7 separate regions of the Mus musculus genome follow, and regions 2, 3, 4, 5, 6 and 7 are each linked to region 1. A link is a loop called in an ENCODE intact Hi-C map of the cell type or tissue named here. Cell type or tissue: left cerebral cortex. All regions are shown on one strand.

What was found. Peaks named below come from ENCODE experiments on the same cell type or tissue, not always from the same donor. Only the 100,000 strongest peaks of a DNase experiment are listed, where the experiment ranks them.
Region 2: a loop joins it to region 1, with 2.3 times the contacts of the local background. A loop is called at or near these places in 2 of 42 quality-filtered maps.
Region 3: it touches region 1 in a loop (2.3-fold over the local background); 2 of 42 quality-filtered maps call a loop at or near these places.
Region 4: a loop joins it to region 1, with 2.1 times the contacts of the local background. A loop is called at or near these places in 2 of 42 quality-filtered maps.
Region 5: it touches region 1 in a loop (4-fold over the local background); 3 of 42 quality-filtered maps call a loop at or near these places.
Region 6: a loop joins it to region 1, with 8 times the contacts of the local background. A loop is called at or near these places in 6 of 42 quality-filtered maps.
Region 7: it touches region 1 in a loop (4-fold over the local background); 3 of 42 quality-filtered maps call a loop at or near these places.

What each region holds. Positions count from the first base shown.
Region 1 is chr4:104,364,818-104,368,817 of GRCm38, reverse strand. The region is part of intron 4 of Dab1 (disabled 1); the gene reads right to left. Among named protein-coding and RNA genes, the nearest start is that of Gm36661, 340 kb to the right of the region's middle. In left cerebral cortex, CTCF peaks have their summits at 175 (motif pointing right) and 1,778 (motif pointing right); DNase peaks (open chromatin) are centred at 954, 1,286, 1,765, 2,117 and 1 more place; H3K4me3 peaks cover 2,144 bases; H3K27ac peaks cover 2,283 bases.
Region 2 is chr4:104,648,120-104,652,119 of GRCm38, reverse strand. All of the region lies in intron 7 of Dab1 (disabled 1), which reads right to left. Among named protein-coding and RNA genes, the nearest start is that of C8b, 120 kb to the left of the region's middle. In left cerebral cortex, no CTCF peak of the experiment used is centred here; DNase peaks (open chromatin) are centred at 182 and 1,579; H3K27ac peaks cover 1,243 bases.
Region 3 is chr4:104,107,609-104,111,608 of GRCm38, reverse strand. The region is part of intron 2 of Dab1 (disabled 1); the gene reads right to left. Among named protein-coding and RNA genes, the nearest start is that of Gm36661, 82 kb to the right of the region's middle. In left cerebral cortex, a CTCF peak has its summit at 2,006; no DNase peak of the experiment used is centred here.
Region 4 is chr4:104,185,788-104,189,787 of GRCm38, reverse strand. The region is part of intron 3 of Dab1 (disabled 1); the gene reads right to left. Among named protein-coding and RNA genes, the nearest start is that of Gm36661, 160 kb to the right of the region's middle. In left cerebral cortex, no CTCF peak of the experiment used is centred here; no DNase peak of the experiment used is centred here.
Region 5 is chr4:103,689,469-103,693,468 of GRCm38, reverse strand. The region is part of intron 1 of Dab1 (disabled 1); the gene reads right to left. Among named protein-coding and RNA genes, the nearest start is that of Dab1, 72 kb to the right of the region's middle. In left cerebral cortex, a CTCF peak has its summit at 1,528; a DNase peak (open chromatin) is centred at 1,568; H3K27ac peaks cover 217 bases.
Region 6 is chr4:104,892,046-104,896,045 of GRCm38, reverse strand. It overlaps a transcript of Fyb2 not described here. Among named protein-coding and RNA genes, the nearest start is that of Gm40216, 4.0 kb to the right of the region's middle. In left cerebral cortex, a CTCF peak has its summit at 1,834 (motif pointing right); DNase peaks (open chromatin) are centred at 1,551, 1,840 and 2,414; H3K4me3 peaks cover 633 bases; H3K27ac peaks cover 1,421 bases.
Region 7 is chr4:103,700,136-103,704,135 of GRCm38, reverse strand. The region is part of intron 1 of Dab1 (disabled 1); the gene reads right to left. Among named protein-coding and RNA genes, the nearest start is that of Dab1, 83 kb to the right of the region's middle. In left cerebral cortex, a CTCF peak has its summit at 1,803 (motif pointing left); DNase peaks (open chromatin) are centred at 1,050 and 1,792.

The sequences.
Region 1 (4,000 bases):
GCGTGCAGGGTGGACTACTAGACCGTGTGGCAGCCTAGCCGCACCAGTTTGCAAAGCAGCTTTCTCTGCCCACCCCGCCGAGTCCACTAACACCAACCCCAAAAGAAATAGAGAAAGAAAGAAAAAGCGCCTTTAAAAGTGCAGTAAAGACTCACCCTCCCACCAGGGGTCACAAGCATACTCTGCGGGATGCAGACAGCAGAAGCAGTGACCAGCAGGGTGTGGAAATACACTTTGTAGAATCACCAAGTACCTTCCGGGAGCCTTAACACAAAACTACCCCTAAATCAGGACTCCCTGACTCCAGGCTCCTTTGGTGGCTTGGACTGAATCGTAGGGCTCCTTTACAAGACTAACCATAAAGAATCAAAGTTTCCCCAGCATGAAAAATCCTTATCTTGCGTTCGAGAGAGTAGGGTACAGAGTTATGGTAGAAGAGGGCCGGATGCGAGGGGAGTGGCGGGTGACCAAGGGCCTGAGGACTGAATAGTGGAGGGAGCGCGACGGGGAACACCTGGTCGCAGGACCCGAAGAAAGGTTTCGGTCCAGCGCCGGTGTCTGCGGAAAGGGTTGGCTTGATTGGGATGGGTCCAGTTAATGGAGTGGTCGAGGCAGAGCCAAAGCGCTGCTGTGATGTAGGGAAGTGCAGGTTCCGCGGAGTGGGGAAGAGGTCCGACCCGCGGGTAGCACCAGCAAGACAGGGAGGAAGCTTAGGGAGAACTCCGCAGGTTCTAGAGTGGGAGAAGGCAGCCTTGGGTGGCTAGAGCCGCAGGAGAACACAGGGGGTCTCGGGTAGGCAAGCCTAAAGAGAGGATCCCGAGTGTTCAGAAGTAGGACGAAGGAAGTGGGGACCAACCGGAAAGGAGACGCAGGGTAGCTTCCCAAGCAAGTGGTGGGAGATGATAGAAAACTGCGGCACTCGCTAGTGCACGGCACCTCGCGCCAAACTCCCTAGAGAAGCGCCCCGAAAGCCTTCCTCCGTACCCGGGCTCGCGGGCCCCAGCCGAGCTACCCGGGCTCGCGGAAGCCGGGTGTCCCCGCGGGCCACCTGCGCCCGCTCAACTCGGGGTCCCCCGCGTGCCCCCCGCCGCGCCTCTCACCTCGGCTCCCCCGGAGCATCCTCCTTGGCTGCCGCAGCCGCCCGGGACACGGCTCTCCATGCCCTGCGGGCGGCCGCACTCAAACGCGCTCTCCAGCCCGGGGAAGCCCGGGTGAGCGCCGAGCTGGGTCCATCCTCCCCGGGAAGCGACGGGCGCGCGTCAGAGCAGGGGGAGGAGACCAGCCCCCGTGCGGTGCGCAGACCCGCCTCCTCCCGCGGCCCCCGCCCCGCGCCAGCCCCGCCGCTCACCTGCCACTGAGCGTCCCAAGCCCTTCCTCGCCGGCTCCCTCTCCCGCCAGGGCGCTCTGTTCGCCGCCGGAACGCGTTCCGAGCGACAGCTCAGCGGAGTCGCCGCGGCGCCGACGAAGGGGAAGAGCCAACGAGCAGGCGAGCGGGGGCGCCGCGGCTCGCGGTCGCGCTCCTCCAGCCCCCTCGCTCGCCCCCCATCCCGGGAGTAGAGACCGATCGGAGCGAAGAGCTTGGGGTCCCCGCCCTGCGGTTCGTCGCAGGGGGTGGGGTTGGGGGTTGCGCTGGGAGCCCGCCACGCTCCTAGGCAGCCGCTGCAGCCCCCTCTAGGACTCTGCTGATTCTCCAGCGCCTGCTTTTAGCCAAGCCTCTATGCTCACAAGTAGACGGGCGCAGAGCCAAGCGGAGGCCGCGCGAGCTTCTTGCCCCGAGCCCCTTGGCAGAAGGGGGCGTCCTCTCCCAGCCGCCCAGGCCGGCTCCAGCCCGCCTTTTATTGCCGCTTCCCAGGCAAAGTTGTTCCGCACTTGTCACTATTTCAATCCGCTCTAGGCAGCCTCCTGTGCCCCTGAGGGCACGCAGGCCCCAGTTAACTTGTTTTCCCTACTCCATTCTTAGAATGCAGGGCAGTAGACCCTCCTGTAAATTAGAACCTGTTGTGCTGAAGAAGGCTCTTCGGGTCCTACCTTACAAAAAGATCTCAGGAACACCGAGTGGCAAAAAATAATTGGATTAGTCGGAAATTCTTCCACCTTGAGATTGGATTCGGCTTTGTCAACGCCAGTGTGGCACGCATGTCTCCAGAGGCTTGAAAGCTTGGTGGGAAGGGGGAGTGTGAAAATCACCTACTGCCTGTCTCTGGGAGCCTGGTGCCTGAGAGCAAAGGAAGAGAACCAAATACTTGCTTTAAGTTTACTCTTCTTTTGAGGGGTCACACTCCTGCCCTCCAGCTGAGCGATAATAAAGCTAAAGCGGTGGCTTGTTTTGGGGGCTTTTCTTGGGGAGGGGGATTTTTTCTTGTAGCTTCTGTTATTCACCCATGAAAATTTAATGATGCATTTAGGGTTATTACCTCTAGAGTCAATGGGCTAAAAATATTTAGCCTAATGCACTGCTTGTGGAGTCAGTAGGTCCGTGGCTGGTTTGTACAAAGTCATCTGGAGACCCTCCCTTCCTCCACAAAATTCACGAGCCATTACACTTATCCCATAATAACAGCTCTGTACAAATGGAGGCCCTGCAAAACTTGGCTGTCAGGCACCTCTGAAAAGATAGCAATTTACATAGAGACAAGAAAAAAAAAAAGTCCTGAGGTCATAGGCAGGATGAAATCTACTGAGAAGGGCTGATCGGAAGAAATTTCCCACAACTTGGCAGAGAGGTTCCATTCTTGATGGTTTCTGTCTACCTCTGGGTGGCTGTCAGTCTAAAGGTGGGACCAGGGAACCTCCACCGGATTTCTCTCCAACTTTTACAAAAGTTCTGGAAAGTGGGAGGAGTTGGGCACCAGGTTCTACACCCAGTGTGAAGTTGAGATTGGCTGGAACGACTCAGCTGTGATCAAGAAAACATTTTTACTTCCATTGTTTACAAAGAGAAGTCCCTGGAGTCTGAACTCAATACCAAGAAAAGAGAAATTTTAGACCTCGCAGAGGAAATAAGTGAGAGTATAGTTGAGTGTTAGTCATTTCTACAGGCTAGTAAATGCCAGACCTTAGGTAAGCTCGAGTAAATCTGACTTTTTACAGACTCTACCACAACAAAATCTAAACTTCCCCGATTTAGGGACAGCTTTGAAACATCCACATACATGCCTTTTAAGAGTTCATGTCTGAGGTCTGACCTGTAGCTGTCTCCTGCCTCCTGTCTTCACCTGACTTTGCCACTACAGACACCAGAGGGAACTGGCAAACTCAGTTTGCCAAGCCATACAATGTATAAGAACGTAAAACTATCTCTAGTCAGTGTTGGACAAAGTCTACCGTGGAAACTGGGCAAATTCCCATGAAATCCAATGGGGGCAACAAGACACAGCTGTTCCTATCTCCAGCCTGGAAGAAAGTATGATGTATAGGCACAAGCTGCCCACTATGGGCCTCAGGGCCTTCCTGGTTAAACTGAACCAAATTTAAAGGGATATTTTGCCACTCAGCTAAATGTCAAGAAATAGCTCATCTGAAAGATAAGGTGTGGGGCTTTACTGCTGTTATTTTGAAAATACCAATGTGATTTGTATTAAGTATGGCATAAAGAAAAAAATCAATAAATGTGCTTTCATCATGTAATCTGAGAAGCAGCAAGATAATAAGAATAGCAGAGGCTGTATATATTACTTAATCCATTCTGAGTAGTTTGAGGTATTTCTCATACAACCTTTACAATATGGACTTGGAAATCTGTTGGCCTTCTTTGCCTCTGGCAGGCCATCTCTCTGTGCTTCTCTGGTGGTAAACACTTCACTCACGAGATTGCAATGAGCCCTAAATGGGGTAGCAGGCAGAAGCACAACCCAGTAGACATTGGTTCTCTTCCCAAAATACGTCCAAGTAGTTCATTTTGATTCGCCACATTTTGGCGGGGTTTCTTCTGTCCATCAAGGTCTATGTTAAAAGCTCTGTCCATTTATGACAGAGACATAGCATAAGTAACACAAATTGG
Region 2 (4,000 bases), 280 kb before region 1:
TGCTACATTAATTAGTCACCCTTTGTTGAAAGGCAAACATCCTGTTAAATGTGTGAGTTAATAATGACTTCTGCATCAATTCTCGGTTTTGCACATTCGCAAAGGCTTGACTTTGGTCCTTGATGTGCAAACCTCTTTGTCTCTCTCGATAGCTATTCTGAACCAGGTCCAATCGTCTCTGAGCAGGCTCAACTTCCAACAAAGGAGAGGCCTGGATTTTGGCACAGCCACTGTCATAAAAAGAAAACTATGGGTTCAGATGAGCAATGTGTACTGTTGGATCAGAGCTGTGCTGCTTGTTGCTGCTTCTGCGCATTTCACACACTGCTTAGTCACAGTATCTTAACACAATACGATCCTAGGGACTGGGGGCGAGGGGGTGGGGCAGAGAGAAGGACTGCAGGAAGCATCCATGGGGCACTTCCTCTGAGCCAGGAGCATTTCTAGGGCTCTATTTACTTAGTCCATACTCTACAAGCTAAGCATTGGTACTATCAAATTAACATAGCTTACAGAGAAGGAAACAGAGGTACAGAAAAGCGAATTAGCAGCATAAAAACACCAAGATGCTATGTAATATGGCTAGAGTTGATTCTTGGTTGTATGGTTTGAGATATTTTGCTTAAAATTGCAATGGCAAGACCTTCACCACAGTGCACATTTCTGAGCCTAGGACTAGGGTGAAACAGCAGACAGAAAGCAATTTAAGGAAAGAAGGAAGGGTTTGTTCTGGCTTACAGTTCTAGGGAACACATGCTTTCATAATGAAGAAAGTGTGCCATAAGAGGGGAGTCCAGCTGGTCCCACTGCAGTTCAGTCAGGAGGCAGAAAATGCTGAATGCTTGCGCCCAGATCCCTTGCTCCTTTTCATTTAGTCTAGGACCCCTAGTCATGGCACAATCCCATCTACAGTGAAGATGGTCCCTCCTACCTCACTAGGCCACCCAGCAACTCCATCTAGACAACCCCTTACAAACATCCTCAAGGCTTGTTTCCAAGGTGATTCGAGAGCCTACCAAGTTTATCACCGAGGTCAAACGTTACAGTGAGGCCAGAGGACTGAGCCTGAAGCAAGCCTGGACACATAGGAAGTTCCAGGCCAGCTTGGGCTACCTAGTAATACTTTATCTCAAAAGCAAAACAAACAAAACTAATGACATTAAATGAGTCACTATGCTATACTGCCACCTAAGTCAGAGACAAACAAGAGCCTATGCTTTCAGTGAGCTCCTCATTTTTTTGTAGCAGCAGCACACAGAGCCAATGCAGTGCCAATGAGGCATGAGCTTGGCAGGAGCAGGATGCTGCATACAGGAGTGGATGGAGGGCCTTGGCTTCAGTAATGGATACCCAGCTTCAGCTATTCCTCTCTCCTGTCCTCCTTGAAGTCAGCAGCAGCAGTTGCTACATACATTGGTAAAAGCAGGATAAGAACTGTGTTCTTTCAACAACAAAGCCCATGTGATATAAAGATGGCTCAAACTCAAACTCCTGAGGAGGGCTCCAACAAGCATCTTGCGGTAATGCTTGAAGATCGTACAGAACCGGGCCACACTGCCTCTTCATTATATTAATGCACTGTAATGATTCCATCCCGTAAATAGTGTTTGGGCTTGACTGACATGATACCAAATTTGCACTTGCATGCATAATTCTAGTATTTTATTATTAAACTGAGCTCACAGATTGAGCACCAGGATTTAAAACAAACAAAAAATCTATAATTACAGCATGTGGATTTTTCTTGCCGCCAGCGCCTGCCCAGCCATTTTCACCGTCAAGCCTGCTTTCTCTTTTCATAGCTTTTCCTGCTTCCAGTGGAGGTCGATGACACAAAGTATAGGGTATCATGAGGATGCAGAGTTCAGGGCTTCTCTGTCGCCTATTCTAAATCGAAAAGATGTTTTCATCTCTTGAATAGTTCATTTCTCTGGAGATGTAGATTTCCAATTGCACGTGCTATACGAGGCCAGAAGGCACTTGGTGCCTCCTAGAAACTGGGCTCAGTTATTTTTGGTTGGTGCCAAGGTCAAGGAAGTTTCAGCCCAGGAAGCTGACAGAGGCTAAAAGGAGGAGGCATCTCAGGCCTTGAGGTGGCAGAACACACAGAGAGGAGATGGGGGCCATCATTGTGATGATTGGCTTTCAGACACCCCACACTGGGTCTTTCTAGAGAAAATGGACCAAGTGGCACTATTTTTAGTTATTCTCAGCCTCTCTTTGCTGGGCATGGAGTCATGGGAGCAAAGAGCTAAATGTTCACATTAGTTAGTGGGTAAGATATTAAAATAAATGATCAGCAGGGGGTGGGTGGCTGGGGGCGGGGAGTGGACTTAACAGTGAAGTTCAGGATTAAGCTGAGACTGGAGGCAGACAGGTGCCAGGGCCCCAGCACTCTGCACACCACCTCAAGTGCTTTGGGATTTGTCCCAAAGTGCAAAAGGAAAGCACAACAGGACTTCCACACCAATGGGTTCAACTAACAGGACCAAAATCCATCTCCAACAGTATAGATTTTTTTTTTGTCTTAGTCCTGAAACAATGCATTGTAACATCTATTTCTACAACATTCTCATGGTATTATATATTATAAATAACATGACAGAATTTGCATAGGTTACATGGACTACAGTTTAATTTTATACTGCAGACTAGAACATCTACAGATTTGATCTCAGAGCCTAGTTCCATGTGGTGACTGTCTAGTAAGGAGATGTCTGGTGCTTGATAGTTGAAGAATAGATTTCAATGAGCCCAGAAGGTGTTACAAAAGGGCCACATGGCAAGAGGATGATCCAGAGGAGGGCTGACAGGATAAGCCATGAGGAAATGGAGGGCAGGAGGTTGAAAGATGAAAGGGAAGCAAATTTAAGAGTGGTGATCAAGTATATTATTTTTCTTAATGTCCTGACTTGTTCTGCCTTACAATTTGAGGAGGCAGCATTCGCTCTGATAGGGAAGACAGAGCAGAAACTGGAGGCAGTTCCTCATGCTACACAACACCACATTACACTGCACCACATTACACTACACCACATTACACTGCACCACATTACACTACAGCACATTACACTGCACCACATTACACTACACCACATTACACTGCACCACATTACACTGTACCACATTACACTGCACCACATTACACTGCACCACATTACACTGCACCACATTACACTACACCACATTACACTGCACCACATTACACTGCACCACATTACACTACACCACATTACACTGCACCACATTACACTGCACCACATTACACTACACCACATTACACTGCACCACATTACACAACACATCATTACACTGCACCACATTACACTGCACCACATTACACTGCACCACATTACACTGCACCACATTACACATTACACTGCACCACATTACACTGCACCACATTACACTGCACCACATTACACTGCACCACATTACACTACACATGCCTGTAGTCAGGAAGCAGATAGTGAACAGGAAGTGGGGACTTACAAACCTTAAGGTCCATCCCAAGTGACACACTTCCTCTAGTAAGGCTCCACCGTAAAGGTTCCACAACACACCCCCAAACAGCAGGTGGCCAAGTAAGTGTCCAGAAACTGAACTGTGGGAGACATTTCACTTCTAAAGCACAACACGTCACCCTCTGTCCACTATGGCCTTGGCCATCTCATGGTGGGAAATACATGCATTCTGACTTTGAGAATCCCCAGTCTTTAAACAGGCATAGACTTGTTCAAAAGTCCAATATCTCGTCGGAGATTCAAAGCAATCTCTTAACTAGGAACCCTAGAACACTAAAATAGAGGACTACTTACTTCTAATACACAATTGTAAGAATACATTTTCCCACTCACAAAAGGAAGAATTGGAGCGTAGCAAGAAAACATCAGGCCAAAGCAAGGATAAAATTCATTTGGTCAAATGTTAAAGTTTGAAGCTCCAGGCCCAGCCTCTGGGGATGATGATGGAATCACGTGACCTCTGAAAGACTTGAGTG
Region 3 (4,000 bases), 260 kb after region 1:
GGAGGCTTCCTAGTCAGGATTTCTGTTGCTGTGAGAACAAAAACAAAAACAAAAACCACCATGACTAAAAGCAATGTGGGGAGTAAAGGGTTTATTTCATATCACAAGTCCCAAGCAGATCACAGTTTAATGTGAGGAGAAGTCAAGGCAGGAACATAGAGCAGGAACTGAGTAGAAACCATGGAGGGGTGCTGCTTACCGACTTGATACTCATGCCTCACTCAGCCTGGTCTTTTACAGCTCCCAGGACCACTGCTCAGGGGTGGCACTGTCCACACCTTCTTCCTACATAAATCACTGAGCGGTTTTTTTTTTTTTTCTTTTCCCAATTTAGAAGTGTCCCTTCCCAAATGACTCTAGCTTGTGTCAAGTTGACATAAAACTAGCCAGGATATAGGCAAACATCCATGTACATAAAACTGTTTTAAAACCTCAGAGAAGGGGGGCAGGGATGACGTAGGGGTAATCATAAGCAAGAGCGAGGTGAGTTGAGGCCATAACAAAACCTCCTCCATATTCTCATGTGACTTCTTCACGAATCCTGATGAGCTAATGAGGGAGGCCATTCCCAGGGTCTAATAGGATAGGGCGCTAGAGGTAGGGGAGTACACTACAAGGCTCTTTTCTCTATGCTTAAATGTAAGATGGATGTGAAGGCCATCAGAACTGTCACCATTCCACATGACCTAGGACAAACGCCTCTTTGACTTGAATTCCCTTTTCCACTGTAAAATGCAGGATTTGGATCTAAAAGCTTCTCTGAGGTTTCCCTTGGTTCAAAAAAGCTTTGATGATCCCTCAAGTTAGGGTCATAGTCTTCAGACGTCTCAGAATGGAAAAAGAATGACACATCTCAGCTGATTGCCTCGACTCGTAACAAATGAGCCCAAACTAAGAGGACTTGCGGAATGACACTGACTGAACGCGCTAGCTCTGCAGTCACTGTCAGCTCTGTTACCCAGAATCCCTCCAGTTCTCAAAGCAGTCACATGTGTGTGGTCCACTACACAGATGCACAGGTGAGCACTCTCGTGCTCTGAGAATATGGGATGGAAAAGAGCATAGAGATAGAGAGTAGCCAGGGGGAATTGAATTATCTCTTGTTGACTTTATTGCCCTGATCTAGAGAAAAAGTCAGAGGTGTCCTCTCTGGAGGTTCTCAATAGTCAAGTATTATTCTTTATGAACAAAATATATGTTTTGTTCACACTACATTCCCCTGGATTCCCTGGAACTTACTATATAGACTATGCTGGCTTTGAACTCAGAGAGAAAGATCCACCCGCCTCCTGAGTGCTAGAATTACAGGTGTGTACCACCATGCCCAGCATGTACTATTTATTTTGAATGGCATATATTAATTCTATAAAAAGAGAGGTTTCACTGTGATACTTCAACATATGCTTACACTTACTTTAACTATATTATTCAAGTTCTCTTTCTTTCTTTTTCTTTCATGATCTGACCAATTCCATTTAAGTTCTCTTTGTACCTAGCCTTTGTGCTTTGTCCATAGAGATTTGAAAGGCTGAAAGGACATCATTTGATCAAAGTTGAGAAAATTCCCACCAAATTTAAATGTAGCCTCCTCCACAGCTTGCCCTGGTCTAGTCTAGGGGCATCCTGATTAGCATATGCTGTCTCCTGTGAAGGCAGAGGAGTAAGACAGATAGGCACCTTCAGATTGCAGGCCTTCATTAGCCTGTCTGCTCATATTGATGGTACAATTTTCCAGTCAACTTTTCACCTGCTCAAAACCCCCACAGCTCTGTACTTCTGACCTGGAGCCACCCTCTCTTTCTACTCGGTCTCTTTCTACCAAGTCACAGGTGGACAGTTGTGCCCTATGGTGTTTAAAACAGAAGGGGTTTTCAGGAAGGCAGTAAAATAGTCCAGTAATTTTCCGGAGTCTTACCACAGGAGAATACACCTACCACAAATACCACTGTCTGGAGGTAGTAGGGCAATATCTTTGAACATAACGCCTTCTAATGGACAGAGAAGCAAACTGCATCCAACCCTGAATTGGGTTTCAAAGGAAAAGGTGGGTCAAATAAAAAGAACCAAACACTATAGTATAATTATCACTTGGCATGCAGAAAATAGCTTCCTAGTGTTTCAGCAACACTAGTCCATTGACTTCTCACCAGAGCCCTATGAAACAGTTAGGTTAATTTCTACTTCTAGCAAATCAGGAAATAGCAGAGTGCTTGTGCACTGTGTTCTGTACCAACACAGCTGGCAAGGGATAAAGCCAGAGGCAGAATGTGGGCACACAAGAAAGTTAATGAAAGGTAAAAAGCCAGCACAATGTCAAAGCAAGGCATAACCACACTATCATGCACAGAAAGGTACTTAGGCTAAGCATGCTAAAAGTAAGTATACACTCTAGCTTCTTTCTATGAATAAAACATAATTCCAAAGAGAGGGGGGCTTCCAAGCTTCTTCCAGTGACTCATGACTAGCACATATGTATCACACATGTGTCTAGTACCCTCTCCATGTCCTTAAAGGCTTAAGGACACAGTAAACAGATCTCCTCATGACTGGGCTTCAAACGTCTCCATGTGGTGTTTTCACTACAAAGTGTCTATTGGTTAGGAAGGAATGAGAACAAAGAGCCAACTGTTCATCCCTGTGTAAGAGGTAAGAAGGATCTTGGTGAGTATATCACCCTCCCAGTGGGATACAGTGTGCAGCATCTTTGATACCCTCCCTTCTAGCAAGAAGCTTGAGCACTCGTGTGTGAGTACTGGGCATCTAGAAAGTGATGGAGCACAGTAAAAGGCTCCATCTAAGGTACTCAGCCCAACTCAACCATTGACTAATGCCATCCTCTCTCCTGCTCGGATGAAAAAAACACTAACAACTAACTTCCTATGCCAAAGGATCAAAGAGAAATGCATCCCAAAGATTTTGAATATACTATTGTGCTCAACTGTCTGCAATCTACAGAAGCCATCAATGCTTCTCCACGGTGTTCTAGATGAGATTTTGGCACTGATCATAGACATCACAGTCTTAGCCAAGCTTCTGGCATTGTAGACCAGGCTGGCCTCAAATTCACAGAGATCTGCCTGCATCAGCCTCCCAAGTTCTGAGATTAAAGGCATGTGCCACCATGCCCAGACATAAAAATTATTTTTGTTGTTTACTTGTAACAGTAATGTTGCTAACGTTATGAATCATAATATAGATATCTATATTTTCTTTTAGTCTTAGGTGATTCCTGTGAAAGGGTCATTTGACCCCAAAGGGGTTAGGACCCACAGGTTGAGAACCAATCTCTTAGGACATTTTTTCTGTCATTTAGCAAAAGTACCGGCTAGACCTGTATTTTTGGTAGTGAGTGGTCATCTGCAGTTTCCTGACATGTAACAGCGTGGTTGCTTCTCCAGAGTATGGCATCTGTTTATGCTTAGCAACCTCTGTGACTGCTTCCAATCCAGAGAAACAACTTTCTCCTTCAAGAAGGATGCCCTGGGCTGGGAAGCCAGCAGAGGCCTCGTCTCCTGACCCAGTCAGTACAAAGCCTCTCTCACACACTTGGACAGGCAGAAGGTCAGGAAGGAGAGGTTCTTCTCACAAAAGCAGTTGATTTGCCCTGAGTCCTTGTCCCTTACTTCCTCATTTTCAGCCCTGTTCCTGCTTGCAGATATGTGGTGTCCCCAATTAGCTGGCTGTGGCTACAGCGTGCAGGGGGCAGGCCCATTGCTCCTTCTGCCTCTGCTGTCCCAGAGTTCATCTGGGAAGACTGCTGATTTGCTTCTCTGATTGCCAGCCTCTAAAAGTTCGCTAAAATGGCAGGGAGTGAAGCAGGCACCACCATGGGTTTCAATCTCCTTCAGCAAATAGTATTCCATAGTCAGGGAGAAACAGTGATTTTCAGGTCTGATTTTTATTTTGTCTCCAACTCTGCCTGTTTTTCTGCTCCAGCCATGTTGAAATGAAGGCTGAAGATCAGCCAGGGCAAGGAAGCTCCCAGAAAACATTTGTCACC
Region 4 (4,000 bases), 180 kb after region 1:
CTTAAAGAAAAGAGTCATGGGGCCCCTGTGGAGCCAAGGTCTCATGGTAATGTGACAGTGCAGATTGGTCAGCATCCAGGGGAGAAAGGATCAGCTCTGCCTTGAAAAGCAGAGAGAGGTACAAATTCTGCATCTTCAAGGTATATGTGAAGGGTGAAAACATGGCATCCAGGAAGAGGAATCTACAGGGTAAGCATAAATATTATCTAGTGTAGAGGGGCTGGGGTGATGAAGAGAACAAGCCAGGGCTGCTGGACTGGAGGAGACAGAGAACTCAGAGGTTAGGGGGGAGGGTGCCAGAGGAGAACTTACAGCTCCCATGGTTTTAGTCAGTTCAGCCCAGAATGAAAACCTCTCTTTCTGAATCTCATCAACAGTTTAAAAAATATAACCAAACCAAAAGGCTGCTTCAGGGGGATCATTTTCCTAAGAAGGGGAACTTACAGAAACACTGTCTTTCAGCATGATAATCCTCTGAAAAAAGTGACATTAAACACCAAATGTAGTATGCTAAATATTTAGAAGGAAGTATAGGAGTTGAAAATAGACTATTTAACTTTATGTGAAGCTCAGTATCCTAGTTCCTGCCCCCATTGCCTTAAAGCAGTGAGAGCTCTATGCTGGGTGTGTTCTGGGCAAGCACTTCCCGGGGCAGTGTTCAGAAGGTTGTATGTGTGGAGTAGCAAGGAACCAGTGAAGGTTTCTAAGGAAGAAGTGACTGGAGCCCCCTTTTCCTGCGCCCTTAAATATGAGAGCTGAGACATATTTGCCTTTGCTAGCTGTGTTTTATGGATCATAAGCTCTGGTTAGCTGAAATTTCTGCACCTATTATTAGTGAATGGGCATCCTCACCATAGAAGAGGGTAGTGGTGGTTAAAATATGTAAGCCTGAAGATAACTGTAGATATGAAGGCCTCCAAACTCCAGAGACGTAACTACAAGCTTATTAGTACCAGGGCATGGCAGTGAGGGAAACTGCCCCAAACAGAGTCATGCAGGGGGAGCAGTCAGTGTGAAAAGTGCCCTTTGCATTAATGTTTCTTAGTGGATGCTTACCAACAACAGTGGTGCATGCAGAGAACCCTAAGATCCAGGCGTGGCCAGCTTAGGTGTCAACTAAATGTAGGCTTCCTATTTACAGGTGCCCATCTTTTGTTGTCTCCTTGCTGGGTTGAGGGTCAGGCATCTCTCTGATCTTCTTCTATGAAGGCACTGAACCTATTCATGTGTCCTTCACTCTTGTGATGTAACAGCTTTCAAATGACTTTGCCTTAGGAGATTAAAATTTCAACATATCAATCTTCTTTTTCTTTTTTTCTTTATAGTTTATGTCCAGCATATAACTTTTGAGGGAACATAAACACTCCCACATCCTGTGAGATAATCTTCGTTTGAACTCGGCTGGCCTAGGTGCCTAGGTTAAACACCCCTCTGTAGGTCCTTAAAGGTTACATGCATTCGTTGATTTTTTTTCATTGCTATGATCAACTATCTGACAAGAAGCAACTTAAAGAAGACGGCTTATTTTGGTTTACAGCTAAAAGGTGATCTCGCCTTTCATGGCTAAGGTGGCACTGAAGCAGGAACAGAAGGCTTCAGATCACATGACGTATGCAATTGAGAAGCAGAAAGCTAAGAGAAAATGGGGCTGAGCTATAAAACCTCAGGGCCTGTGCCCAGTGACCCATTTTCTCCCACAGTGGGCAACATTCTGGCCCATAGGGAGGCAACATGCTGCATTTTTTCCAAACAGCACTTCCAAATGGGGGCTAAGTATTCTGACACAGGAGCCTATGAAGGACAGTTCACATTCAAACTGAAACAAAGGTATTTCCAGATGAGGCTAATGTGTTGGCTCAGTAAAGTAGATGACTAGACCCAGTGCGCATGGAAATTACCCAAAGCTGTTAAGGGCCTCAGTAGAACAAGAAGTAGTGGTCAGAGGAATTCACCACTGACTGCTTGCTCCCTTGAGCTTATCTTCCTCCTGGCCTTGGCATCCTTGTTCTTAGTTTTCAAGCTTTGACTGGGCCAAAGGTTCTTCTGCAGCCAAGCGTCTTGGATATTTTGATATGAAACTGAATGACCCACATTCACCTGTTTGCTCCAGGGCAAGGCTTTTATGACTCGCATATATTTGTAATCTCCTCTGTTCCGAAGCCAATGGTGACATGAAAGTATGCCTGATAGAGATAATTTGGGACTAGGTCCCAAATCTGCCTAATGTACACTGTGCGTGACCTTGAGCAAGAAGCCATCTCTCTGAATTTGAGATTCCTTAATTGTACAAGGAGATAAAATAGCTCTGGCTTTGCCTACCACTTCAGGCATGTTTTAAGTTCAATGTCAATACACTGACAGGTGCGTTCGTACAGTATGTTGTGTGACACACACGCGCCAACTATTCATTTTAGAGGTCAGATGGAAGCCACAATCAGGAGACACAAGGGAGTGGACAGTTCAGATGCAGCTATACATGTGGCAGCCACTGGGAGCATCCCAGTGAGGTCCTGCCCACTTTCCTGTTTATTTGTGACTGCAGCCATCATCCCCTGTTGATCTTTTTATTGTCGCATTTGTCACCTGTTCACTGAGCAGCCACTTGGTATCAAAGCAGTACACCCAGAGAATACCAGAGCAAGTGACAAGTGAGACAAGCTTTCTCTCTAGGAATCTCATTTTCTGCTGAGGGAGAAACAGGTAAATTAGGATGCATTAAAAAAAAAAAAACAAACCATAAGATTTGGGCATATGTGACCTTTGTAATAACCACTTGTATGTGTGCATACTTATGCCTATGCATCTATGTGTGTGCATGTGCGGAGAGGTGATCGTGCTCCCTCCTTCCCTCCCCCTCCCTCTCCTCCTCCATCTCCCCCTCCCCTCCCCTTCCCCCTTTTCCCCCCTCCCCTTTCCCTCCTTCGTGCACAAGTGTGCAGTTTGTGTGTGTGTGCGTGTATATGCTGCTGAGCACTGTAGGGTCTGTGTTACTCACTGTGAACATCTCCTGTTATGACTCACATTTCAAACCTTCATTTCTAACTTGTTTTCCACATGTTAGAGTTTTATTTTCTATTTCACTTGACATTTTTATCAAAGCAGTTTCCAAAGTTTGATTCTTCTCATTTCCAGCTTTTACTATCTATGTTCAATATTTTCCAAGAATCTTTGTGCTTTGGAGAGTTCTACTTTTCTCTCAAAGCAATAATTAAATCTCCCACTAACACTGTGCATAGCCTGGACTCGGCACATTCCCAGCACTGAACGCATATTAACTTAATTAGCAGTCTAGTTGATCTCCCCTTACTTGGCTCCTTGGCAGTTTTCTGTGTTCGCTGAGTTCTTACAGTTCTTTCAAATTTCAAATCTTTGATTAAAGGCATAAATGTATAAAAATACATAAAATTATATAAGTAATTAAATCTCAGATGCACTTACAATCCTTAGAAACAGTTCCCTACTCTCTAGTACGTGGCACGAAAGTGGCACATTTGCTGTCAACTATTGTAGAAATTCTGAGCTTATTTAAGGAAAGATTATAGAGAATATGCCAGAAACACATATATTTCTTATAAATGGCCAGGAGCTATTTGTGCCCTGCCAGTATCAATATTTATAAACTGATGTGCATTCCATGTGACCCCTGGCTGAGGCACTCGACTCCTTACATTAATGAGAGAAACAGAACAAGTCTGCACGCATGCGCTAATGCTCTATGGAAGTGGGGAGGACAGAGACATGAGTGACAGGTGTCAAGGGAGGACTGTGCAGGGGCTCAGGCAGACTAAGGAAGAAAGGGAGAAAAGGTTTGAGACACATTACATGTGTTTGCTATTTCTTCCATGAAGAAAGACGATAGACCATGTGGTTTGGGCACAGAAGTGTATTTTCTGAAAGTTGGTAGGTAGTCCACCTCAGGACCAAAATGTCAAACGGCCTGGTTTCTTCTGAGGTCTTTCTCTTTGGCATGAAGATGACCGCTGCCATCTTGTGTTCTTTA
Region 5 (4,000 bases), 680 kb after region 1:
TTTATTATGTTTATATGAATACACTATAGTTGTCTTCACACACACCAGAAGAGGACATCATATTCCATTACAGATAGTTGTGAGCCACCATGTGATTGCTGGGAATTGAACTCAGGACTTCTGGAAGAGCAGTCAGAGCTCTTAACCACTGAGCCATCTCTCCAGCCCCCCAGGGCTTGATTCTTTTGCTGTAATGCAATTTCCCTTCACTCTGCTTTGTGGAAGAAGCTAAAACATTGAATTTACTCAGTACTTGTTGTATGCAAGGCTTGACTTGCTTTGTTTTAACCCTTACCAAAGCATAGTCCACATAGTATCCAATTCGCAGATTTAAATGTAATTCCAAGCTCTTTAGTAAATTCATAGCGCCATGCAATTATGCTGTGACTGTTGATGAGGATAGCTTTAGATCAAAGCAGATCTCTTATGACACCTAGGTCAATCCAGTCTCCATGCCCAGTGCCAGCCACTCACTTTGTTGCTTACTGCCTCTGCAGAGTTGCTTTTCTGGATGTTCTTACAAGGAGAACTCGATAGTATGATATGTTACACATGGGCTTCACTTTACTAAGTAGAGTAGTTTTCAGGCTCACCCATGGTCCGGCCTTCTCCTAGGTTGATTGCTCTTTGATGAGACAAAAATACTATATTTTGTGTATCTTTGCATTGACACATGATCATCTGAACTCTGTCTAGTTACTATGATTCTTTATATAATATCTCTCACATCTTCACGGAAGCCTCTGATGGACGGATAGATAGATAGATAGATAGATAGATAGATAGATAGATAGATAGATAGATAGATAGATAGATGATAGATACTTATAAGCAAACTTGCTGGGCTACTGATAAACTTATATTTAAGTTTGTAAGAAACTGGTTTTCCAAACTGTTTATACAATCTTATGCTTTCATTAAAATAGTTGAAAGAATTATATATGTTGTAAACTCCAGTTTCTTCCTATCCTTTCCAACATGTACATATGCATTGTGGAGTGAACTGCAGTGCAGTTTTAACTTGCATTTCCCTAATCATAAGTGATGTCATAGCTCTTTTTATGTGTTTACTACCTGTATTCTTCTTTCGGTAGAACAGCTATTCAAATCTTTGCCTTTTAAAAATTAAAGTTCTCTTATGATAAGATATATGTATATATGTATGTATATGTATATTTCACTATTCACTATTGCGCCAGGAAGATCAATATGGCCCTCACTACTGTAGAGAAAATAAATTAGAAAAACATTTCAATCTCTGCCCTGGGTCATCCCCAAGCCAATACCAAATCATAGCATTCTGTTCCCTGGTGTATTCTGGTAGGCAGTGGCTCAGTGAAATCCACCATGTGGTTACATGTTCTACACCAGGACCAAACAAAACAAAATAAACCCCACCAAGTTAAAAATGCAAGCACTTCTGAAAGAATGGCGAATTTCTGGCTTCCCGTGAAATAACAAGGCCTAACTATACCAGGCCAGCATTTCACTTGCTGCAAGGATTTCTGCAAGAGCTGTGTAGCAGTCGCCCCCTCCAGACAGAGCCTGCACTTACCAGGAAGGCCTCAGCCCAGTCCTTAGCATTCCAGCTCTGGGACTTGAGAACTGGTACTTCTATAGCATCCTACCCTGACATTTAGCATCCCACTGCCTTACACAAGGCTGTTTAATACAGACACTTCCTTACTTGAGTGAAGTAAACCTGACTTTACTAGAATATATGTAAGAACCAGATGGTAGAGTATCTAACAAAAGAGTTTATAAGTAGGACAAGCTTTGCTGAAGGTGGTATAAAAACGAGTCTCAAATATGTCTCTTCAAATCCAATATGGAAGACAGGCAACAGGGACTGCTCTGACAAAAGAAACAAGTGATGTTAGAGTTGTTGTCAGTCACCCTAATTCACAGAGGGAACTGAGGGGCAAAGATAGCAGTAATCAGCCTGAGTCATATGCCTGGAAGGGAAGTAGTACAGTAGCCCAGGTAGGTGGCTCTGAGCCCTCTGCACTTGAAAGGTGTCTGTCAGCTGCTTTCTGTGTTCCTGTGCAAGGGAAAAGTCTTATTGAAACTAGGCATGGTGGCAGATGCCTGAAACCCCAGCATCTGAGAGCTGGAAGCAAGGGGATCCGGAGCCCAGCCTAAGCATTGGCTATAGAATGGGTTCTAGGCTACTCAAGGCCACATTAGATTTTGTTGAATACCAGTGCAGGATGAGGTGATTGAAAAGCAAAGCTAGTCGGATGTGACAATATAACTGACTTAATAGTCACATGTTTGTGGGGCAGGTGGGGCAGAGTCATATGTTCCCTTAGCAACAGCTGTCCTTGCTACCAGGCCTGGTGCACTTTAGCTGTAAGGAGACTCTGAAGAAGAAAACTGACCCATGAGGTGCATTTCTGCTTTTATTAATTCCTCTATTTCAGTGGCCCTGGAAAGTACATACAACCATTCCCACATAAGCAAACTGAAAATGACAGCCATGCCACAAAACAGCCTATACTCACTCCAGAAATGAAGGGCAGACACACACCACAAAATATCAGAACTTTTATAAGAGTCCCAAATCCACTGTATAAAGGGAGAATGGTTGAGTATCTACTTTTAAATCTGTGAAATGGGTACAAACAAACAAGTCCACTTCCCAGGGGCTTTGTGAAAATCCGTGGCTACATCAGGTGCAGACAGAGTTTAGAAACAGAAGCACAGATTGAGGGAGCCATAAACCCTGGCAACACAGTCTCTATCCTTTGGGCATTCTAAAAGCAGTTGTTTCCCAGAATACCAGGGCTCACCTACCAATTAAAGAAATAGCCCTTCTGTCCTTTCCGAACACTTCCCACTTTGGAAAGCTATTGGAAGTAGCCACTAACTCCCATCCTTCCCGAAACTAAGTCTACCTCATCTCTGTCTCTTACAAGTAGAAACACAAACCTATGAACATGCACATACATATACTCACACACACACACACACACACACACACACACACACACACACACACCTTGTTTGTGGGATGAACCGTATCCTCACTTCCTCCTCTAAAGTCCAAAGCTGCACTCCATCAAAGCATTGCTATTAGGAAACATGAGTAATCAAGTCAAACTGAAGCCACACGCTAAGTCCTAATCCAGTAGGACTGGTACCCTTCTTAGAGAAGGCAATTTGAACACAGGGACTTTTACCATGTGAAGATTGGGAGACATGCTGCCACAAGCAATGACACACAGGTAACTAAAGGGAGGCTTATAAGAGGGCCTCCCTCATGACCCTCAGAAGCCAACCCTGTAGACACGTTGATCCTACTTTGAGATGCCAGCACTGCAAGGCAGTAAATATCTCTGTTTAAGCTCAGTTCTTAGCACCTCATCACTGTAAGCATAGAAAGCAAACATGTGCACATGGATGTATGCACAGCCTTGGTCGTGGACACTGTGTCTCTTGCCCATTTTTCTCATTTCTCTAAATTGTTCAGCAGCCCTTGACTGCTCCTGTTCAGTAACATGGGTTCAGTGACGCCACAGGATTGGTACCACCTCATTTCTTCCTTCTCACATCTTCATGTCTAATCTATATTTTATGAACATCTACAAATGCCTTCCATCACGTACATAAACTCTCACACATTCCATCCTCAACCACTGGAATAAACTTTTTCCTGGGAGAATATGAATCTTTTACAGCGAAACGTCTGGCCTTGAAAATAGTCAGATTAGGCTGTAAACTTGGTTGGCTTTCCTCACATTTAAAATGACAATTAAAGCTAACCATGGGATGGGGAGTCAATCTTGAGTGTTGTTACTGTTAGAAAGGAGGAAGTTCTAGGGCCACTGCATGTTGGAGTCCCGTAGTTGATGACAGTGTACTGTATTATATCAAAAAGCTTCAAGAAAGGATTTTGAATGGCTTTACTGTAAAAAAATAGTAAATGTTTCAGAGAGAGAGATTTATTCTGCTGTTGATTTGAACATTATGTAGCCTGTGCATGTATAAAAATATCACA
Region 6 (4,000 bases), 530 kb before region 1:
GCTACTGCTCTTCATTGCACCCCCAGAGGTGGAAGATAGTAAGTCTCTATTGCTAAAACCACCATGCATTTCAGACCTAGTGCTGAAAGAGTCTTGAGCTGAGTTAGTCCTCCCTGAGGACTAACTTTCCTGGCACCGGAAGCTGCCATGCAAGCTTCTAAGGATGGAGTAAACCAACAGTCTTACCCAGCTATGACATTTATGAACCACAGCAACCACCACCATGGTTTGCTGTCTCTAAGAGTGTGGTAGTGGTAATGCGTAACTAGGTGGTCACCAGGAACACTCTAATTGGACTTAAGATGTATTCAACAAGAAGGAAATTGTGTACAGTACTAAAAACCTAACCAACTACCCAGGGCTAGTGAAGTCATGGATCTTGGAGGAAAGCCTTTAACTGCTATTTTACTAAACTAGCATAATTCTTAACTACGTTATAATGTTGGTCCTTCTATTCACAGATGAGTGTAGCTTTCATCTCTCATCAAGGAAACTTCTCTTTCAATAAATAGAGAACATTACAGAAAACCACAACCAATCAAAGCATACTGTTGTGGGACCTAGTCCCAATGAATACATCTATGACATAACTCCCACACCCAAGGCTCAGAGATCACTGAGGAAGAGGGAACCAAAAGACTAGAAGAGCCAGGGGGATAGGGAGTTTGCTGTGATATTGTGTCTTCCAGGAATATCAGAAACCACAGCCACGAAGTCTCAGCAACACAGTTGCCTAAGCACGAGCTGAGAAAGGACAACAGTAGGCATGGCAAAGTGGACAGGAGGAAGAGAGAGGCCTCAGCCTGAAAGGAAGAACCAGAGGCAACTAAGCAGTGCTGAGAGAGGAAGAAACTGTCTTCCCCAGGGAAGAACACATGGATTGGTCATGCAATTCCAAATGGCCAGCCCTGAAAACATATATACAAGAAGCATTTACAGACTGCATTTATGCATTTATGTATATGTATATGTACATTCATATAAATATATAAACGTGTATATGTATGTATATTTGTGTCTGCTTGTAGAAGATGATAATTAATAAAAAAAAGATACTGTGAATTTGAAAGAGAGCAAGGAAGGGTATAGGGGAGGGTTTGGAGGGACGAAGATGTGGAGAGAATGATATCAATTGTAACATAATCTCAAAAAATGAAAAGAAATACTTTTCAAACAAGAGATGACTCCACTTTGCTCCTGTGATATCTTGGAATATTCCGTTGGCATTTGTGTGAACACAGAGACAGTGGGAGCCGTCACCAGGTGCTTGAGGGTTAGGCCAGGAAGTGCCGCAGCTAGCTTTTCAGCCCACTGTCTGGAACTGCTACTTGGGTCTCTAGTTACCTGCAAGGAAGGCAGGGCATCACAGTCTCTCCAGAGAAAGGCAGTGTGTGTATCTGCTATTGCAGTGGAGGGCGTCCCAGGATCCTGCCTCTGACCCACGGTTCTGAGACTCCCGTCCATCTCTCCACTGCACTCTCTCCGCGCACACAGTCACGAGTCATCCCTTCAATATCTTGTCCCTGTGATTCTCTGACAGCCAGCTTGCATTTCACTCCTCCGTATTTTCTAAAGCAAAGAAGAAACTCCCAGCTTTCCTGACATTTGATAGAACCAGGAAAGCTCTTACTACCTCCGAGACGTTCAGCCTGATAATGTATATGAGGAATAGATCATTTACTTACGCTCAAAGCAGATAGACTTTCTAAGGAGAAGTACTCTGTAATGCAGACATGGCTGGGAAGAATAAATCAAATCTTTCTGTGTACTTAGGGGAAAAGGAATTATTCAAATGTAGCCTACAGCTTCAGGTCCATTTATGGAGCCTGCAATCCTAAATAGTGACCACCAGGGGGAGCGCTAGGCCCATCTCTACACGGGTTCTATTTTTAGAGGCTGATACTTGCCTCAAGGAAGAAACCAAAGAAATAAGACTATAATACTTTTTTTTTTTTTTAAATCGGACCAACTTATAAATTATTTGTGAGTCCAATAAAAGGCAATTATCAACATTTCCTACTATTTCAAGAGTAATATATTCTATGTTAGAAAAAGATTCAATTTATTCCTTGGCTATGATTCAGATGACAGAAAATTGGAGGCAACCGAACCAAAAGACTGTTCTCCTGTGTAAATGTGTCTTTAAAACCCAAATCAGATGCTTAGGAGAGTGCTTGCTATAACGTAAGGCACCATTGTCTTCAAAGTTCCCCTGTCCTCTCTCCAGTCACTTGGACAAGCTGTGCCCTTGCTAGGTAGAGGTAATGATGTAACAGGGCGCCGTGGACAAAACACCGTCTGTGGCATTTTCTGGACACAGGGTGCAAGCAGCCTCTGAGGAACAGAGAGATTTGAAGCATGAAGCCTGGGGGAAGGGTGGATTGCAGACATGTAACAGACTCCCAGGACCCTAGGGGTCAAGTTAGGGGCCCAGAATCAAGGACAAGAGGACAGTTCTACAAGGAAATCCCCGGCATAAGGTCTGCTGCAAAGCCATGCAGTAAGGGAAGCACTGCAAAAAGAATTGGAACCTTGCCTTTCTGCGGCAATGAAACTGAGATTTTGGGCAAATGATCTTCAGGCTGCTCATAGCAGCTCTCTCACAGATTGGGCATAAATATGAGATGAGCTAAGTGGTGTGTGTGTGTGTGTGTATCTGTGTGTGTGTGTATATCTGTGTGTGTGTGTATCTGTGTCTGTGTGTGTGTGTGTGTCTCTCTGTGTGTGTGTGTATCTGTGTCTGTGTGTGTCTGTGTGTATCCGTGTCTGTGTGTATCTGTGTGTGTGTGTTTGTGTATATCTGTGTGTGTCTGTGTGTGTGTGTGTCTGTGTGTGTATCTGTGTCTGTGTGTATCCGTGTCTGTGTATGTTTTTGTGTGGCCATCACAGGTAGTCAACAAATACCCACTGTCTTCCTGGAAAAGGACTTGCATTTTCCTAAATACAGTTACAAATACGTTGGACCTCTGTATTTTCACAGATTCTGAGTCTGTGGTTTAGGCACTCAGACTTTGCTTTGAAGTCCTAAATGGGTGGGTGACGGTGGACCCATCTGGGCATGAGGCTCAACTCCTAAATCCCTTGGCTCTAAAGGAGGCCTGCTGTTAGAGGTGTTAGAATTTAGATGAATGGTGAAGAAAGGTCAAGACAGTGGGAACGAGAGCCTACAGCGATCTCTCACCCAGCCGCATGGACTAGCAGGAGGTACTTCCCTTGGCCTTGTGGGAAGCAGACCACATGGACCGAGGAAGATGAGCCGCTAGACCAACCTCAATGTCTGTCCACCTCGAATCCTTATATTGGGCCTAATCCTCAGTGTGCTTGTGTTTGGAAGGAGACCTTTGATAAGGTCAGAGCCATCCTGGATCCAACTGATGTCCACCTCCTGTCCCCCATGACAACAGCAAGAAGCCAGCTGGCTGTGACGTAGAAAGTGATTTCTGCTCAGACCCATGCCTACCTGTGCCTTGATTGCTTGGTCTCTAGAATGGTGGGGAAGAAAGGTTTTCTTCGGTAAGTCGTCTAGTCTGTGGCATTCTGTCACAGAGGCCCAGATAGACTAAACAAGCTAGAATCAAAGGAACTTGGAGGTAAGAAGCGCTAGGCGTGGTTGGCAGACATGTTGCAAATGTCCAGAGGTCAAGGGTGTCAAGGCAGCGGTCCAGAATGAAGGAAAGGGGGCTAGGTGGACAGGAAGGCCATCACGCAAGGTTTGCTATGAGGTTCCACACAGGAGCAGCACATGTTTTACTGAGTAGGCAGGAGCAGCACACATGTCACAGAGTGGGCTGACCGCACCACTCTTCTGGCTCTTAGTTGTCCATGTGATTGCTATGTGACCATGTTCCATCCTCTGACATCATATTCACCTCAGCAGCTTGTTCTCAACTTCCTCCCCCGCCTTCCTGCCTTCCTTAGGCCTTCTCTGTGCTCCGGAAGGCTGAGCTACAGGGAACCGTGGCCAGGGTGGTGCTGGCACGTTCTAGTTGTGAAGTTCTAG
Region 7 (4,000 bases), 660 kb after region 1:
TTTGCTGAAAGAAGATGTGTCTGACAGGCACTTAATGACTTGCAAAGTATGTCCACACCCTTCATCTTATTTGATTTTCCAAAAAGCCTTGGAACATAAAGGGGAGTTGGTATCATTATCTGTATCTCACAGAAGGGGAGAGCGGGTCACTCTGGCTGCTGTCTCTTCTTTCTTTTAAGGACTATAATGGACTCTTACTCCCCGACTACAAGAGAACCCAGCTGAATTCTACACATTGATATTGGCTCTCATGCACAAGTCTGATTAAAAGGCAAATAGACACTTTCTTTATTAGCTTTCACATCTTTAAAAAATGCATCAAAATCTGAAAAACTCACTGATAATTAGCCAGAAAACGAAGCTGAACCATTCAACCTGTAACTGTGGATGATTGTTAAGCCCCCATTCTTCCCTCTTCTCACCTCCCCTTGGTATCCATTGTCTATAGCAAGGCGTATTCATCTTCCTCCACAAAAAGAATCGGCTTCTTACAGAATAGAACTGTCAGCACCGTGGGAGCCTTGCTCTCTGGGTTCACCCCTCCTGTCAGGTTTCACAGTGCACAGCACCTCCTGGGTGGCTCCACTCCTGGTCTCTCTTCTAACATGTCAGGGACTCTTTTCTCCCCCAGCGGAGATCTGCAATGCCATCCCTTATGTTAGAACCACAGGACTTGCCCGCAGAACTTCTACACATTGCCACTTCTTCAGCATAGTTAAATTCTATATCCCAGCTGCCTCTGTAGGCTCAGCTCTCAAAGTCCCTCATTTCACTGAGACAGCAATCCCAGCAAGGAGAAAAGGAAATCAGACTACACAATTAGACTTAAAAGGGTCATGTAGTTTTTCATTCATTCATTCATCCATTTGTTCATTCATCCATCCATTCACACACTCATCTGTTCATTCATTCACTCACTCACTTATTCCCACTGTGTCAAAAATGCAAAACTAAATGCTATATGGCTCTTGTATGTGCGACCTTACAATCGAGCAGGAGGAACAGATGTTCTAGTATACATGTGACAGCTGTACCAAGTAGGTTGGGCTAAAGGAGAGTGACTCTGAAGGAGAGTTTCTGTCCCTGCTTAGCAGACCCAGAAAGAGCCACAGAATGGGTGCTACATGTTAGACTTCTACAAGACACCAGTGCATAGGCAGAATAATATAACATTATCAGTTACATAACTGAAAGACTAAGCAGAAGCTAAGGCATTCCCAACACAGCATCTCACATCTAAAGACAACTCAGGGCTGTGTCAGAAGATCCCCATTGGTATATGATATGAAAGCACGGATGTCCAAGGTGAGTACTGGGGAAGGGACACCATGCATCTGGGGTTGGTGTATGTGAGTTAAGGAGGCCCAGTGGGCAGGTGCAGACCTCTGAAGAGCTGCCAGCCAGTTCATGTCAGCATTGCTTGACTCAAAAATACCAACTCTAGAGCTGAAAGAGTTCTAGAAGAGGATGGCAGGTTACTGTTGTCACAGACAAGGGTTCCCAAGTGAATCTAGCTACTTAGCGACCCTGGGTCATCGGTTCAGTAGCTGGAGGCAATATTTCCCTCTGGAGGATATTTGACAATGTGTAGGGGCGCATTAACATTTACAACTAAGGGTTTGCTTTTGGAGTTTAGAGAGTGTGGAACAGGGGTTCTATAAACATCCTACAGGTCACAGGGCAGAACTACAAATATAAATAGCACCGAAGTTAGGGGCCTGTTCTATGCTATTACTGGAAGCTAATCAGCAGAGCAAGTGTCTCCTTCCTCCATTCAGCCATGCAGTCTTCCTCTAGCACCCCCTATTGGCAGAACCTAAGAAGAAGCACTGGACGAAGCAGAATCAGGGAACTGTGTTTCGGCTGCCCATCAGGAAGCTAAACACAGATGAGTGGGTTGGCAGGTGCCTGTCAGTAACCTAATAACTTGGGAGCATCACAGGCCAGGTTCTTACAACAGGTTAGGGTGCAGTGGCAGGTGCAGGACTGGCTCTGCAGTGGAAGAGACCCCTGAGAGGAGTGTCAAGAGAAGATCCTGTCACATGCAGGTACTCAGCACAGAATCTCAGGCTCTGGTTCCTCAACGACCCTACGACAAGAAGCTCCCGAACTCCACTTCTGAACTCACACTCTCGAGGGCATTTCGAGAGGACATCCATTCATCAGTCACATCTCAGAACATTTTGTGTAGTGGCCACACCAAGGTTTTATTGCCATCTATGCCTTATACTATTCAGTCATTCAGCCAAGCAGCAGTAGCACATGCCTTTAATCCCAGCACTCAGGAGGCAGAGGCAGGCAGATTTCTAAGTTTTAGGCCAGCCTGGTCTACAAAGTGAGTCAGGGCTACACAGAGAAACCCTGTCTCAGAAAAAAAAAATCAGTTATTCATAATCCTGTCACCTGTCACCTGGCACCTCCTCTCCCATGTTTCACATGGGAAAAGTGAGACTCAAAGTAGGCAAAGCCACTGTGCTCCAAGAAAGAGTCACTGAAGGTAATGGAAAAGTGGTTTCAGAGTGGGCGGGGGCTGAGGTGAAGTGACATCACTGTTAGGCACTTACAATATGAACATTGTTTAAGCATACCTGAGTTCTTAAAGAGTAGTAGTCCCCCACATTTCCCCCATGTATGTCATCCCCATGCATTTGCAGACTTGTCACAGAGCTCAGGACATTCACGTCTCCCAGAACCATGGTCTATTTGGAAAGGCAGACAATAGGATGATGTCAGCCCCTATGCTAGAACTATAGTAGGTTCAGGTCATATAGACAGGGTAACCGGGACATGAGAGCCCAGAGAAGTCTTTCTGCAAGAGGCAAGAGTAAAAGAGAAAGCAATGGGCATAGAGGAGGCAGCACACAGGCAGGCACACGTGTGTGAGGCTCTCACGTTCAGAGCTCAGAAATCTAATGAACCAAGGGCCACATGTGCACTATGGAAAGAGTTTAGACTGAAAACATTAAATGGAAATCCAGAGTGAGATATGCTGGGCATAGATGAGGGGAAAGTCAGCTAAGCTGAGAAGTCTAAACGTTATAGGGTAACGTATTATGTGAACACAGCCATTTATCTCCCTTGAAGTTTTGTCTCTACATCTGAAAACTGATGGTGAGACAGACGGATGTGTGCTGTGGCTGCCAAGCAGGGTCTGCGCTGTTCAAATGAAGCACTGTCACACTGAGATTCTCTCAGGAAGCCAGCACACATCACCACCACAGCAACCCAAAGAGACGTCAGAAAATACAGAATGGCAGCCTTCTTTTTCCTCTCATTTCCCTCCACCCCTACAGAGCAAAATGCCCCCTCTGGAAGCAAAATAGACTCCCCTCAGTCCTTTGCCAAAGCTTTCTCAAGCCATAATCCATAATGTGATCTTCATGGAAATTATATTCCAACTCCCCTCTGCTAGGAACACAAGCATGCATTATTATGGACTCAAAATGGCCTTTGTGCCTTCCCGCCTCTAGTGTGTGTCTTCCTAAGCGGCTGTCCTCGCTCGGCACCAGCCTGCGTGATAACATTATAATTTTGTGTACATTGTGCTCTCAGAAGCCATGCTGAGGCCAGCACGAGGAAACAGCAATTGACAGCAGGCCCTGGTGCATCCAGAAGGCACTGCAGCTTCCTCCTTTGTGAGCTTGACATGGTCCAGCCACATCCCCCCAAAAGGGCACAGGCACCAATGTTATCATGCCTCCTTAGTGGGTACTTGATAGAAAAGGAGACAGTTTGGACTGAAGGTGTTCTTGGCACAGAGAATGACTTGTGGTGGAAGGCAAGTTGCAGAGGGATAGCTTAGCCACCTGGAGCAGGTTATCTTTGATTGTTGGGATCCCTAACAAATGTGGCAGGAACTTAGAAACCATGGGGGTGATGATTGCTGGTATCCTTTCAGTCCATGACCTCTCTCTATTACAACAGTTCTCTCCTGAAATAATTTTTATATTGCTAATTAATGACTCTACAAATGTTGGAGATATATTTATTAAACGCACAT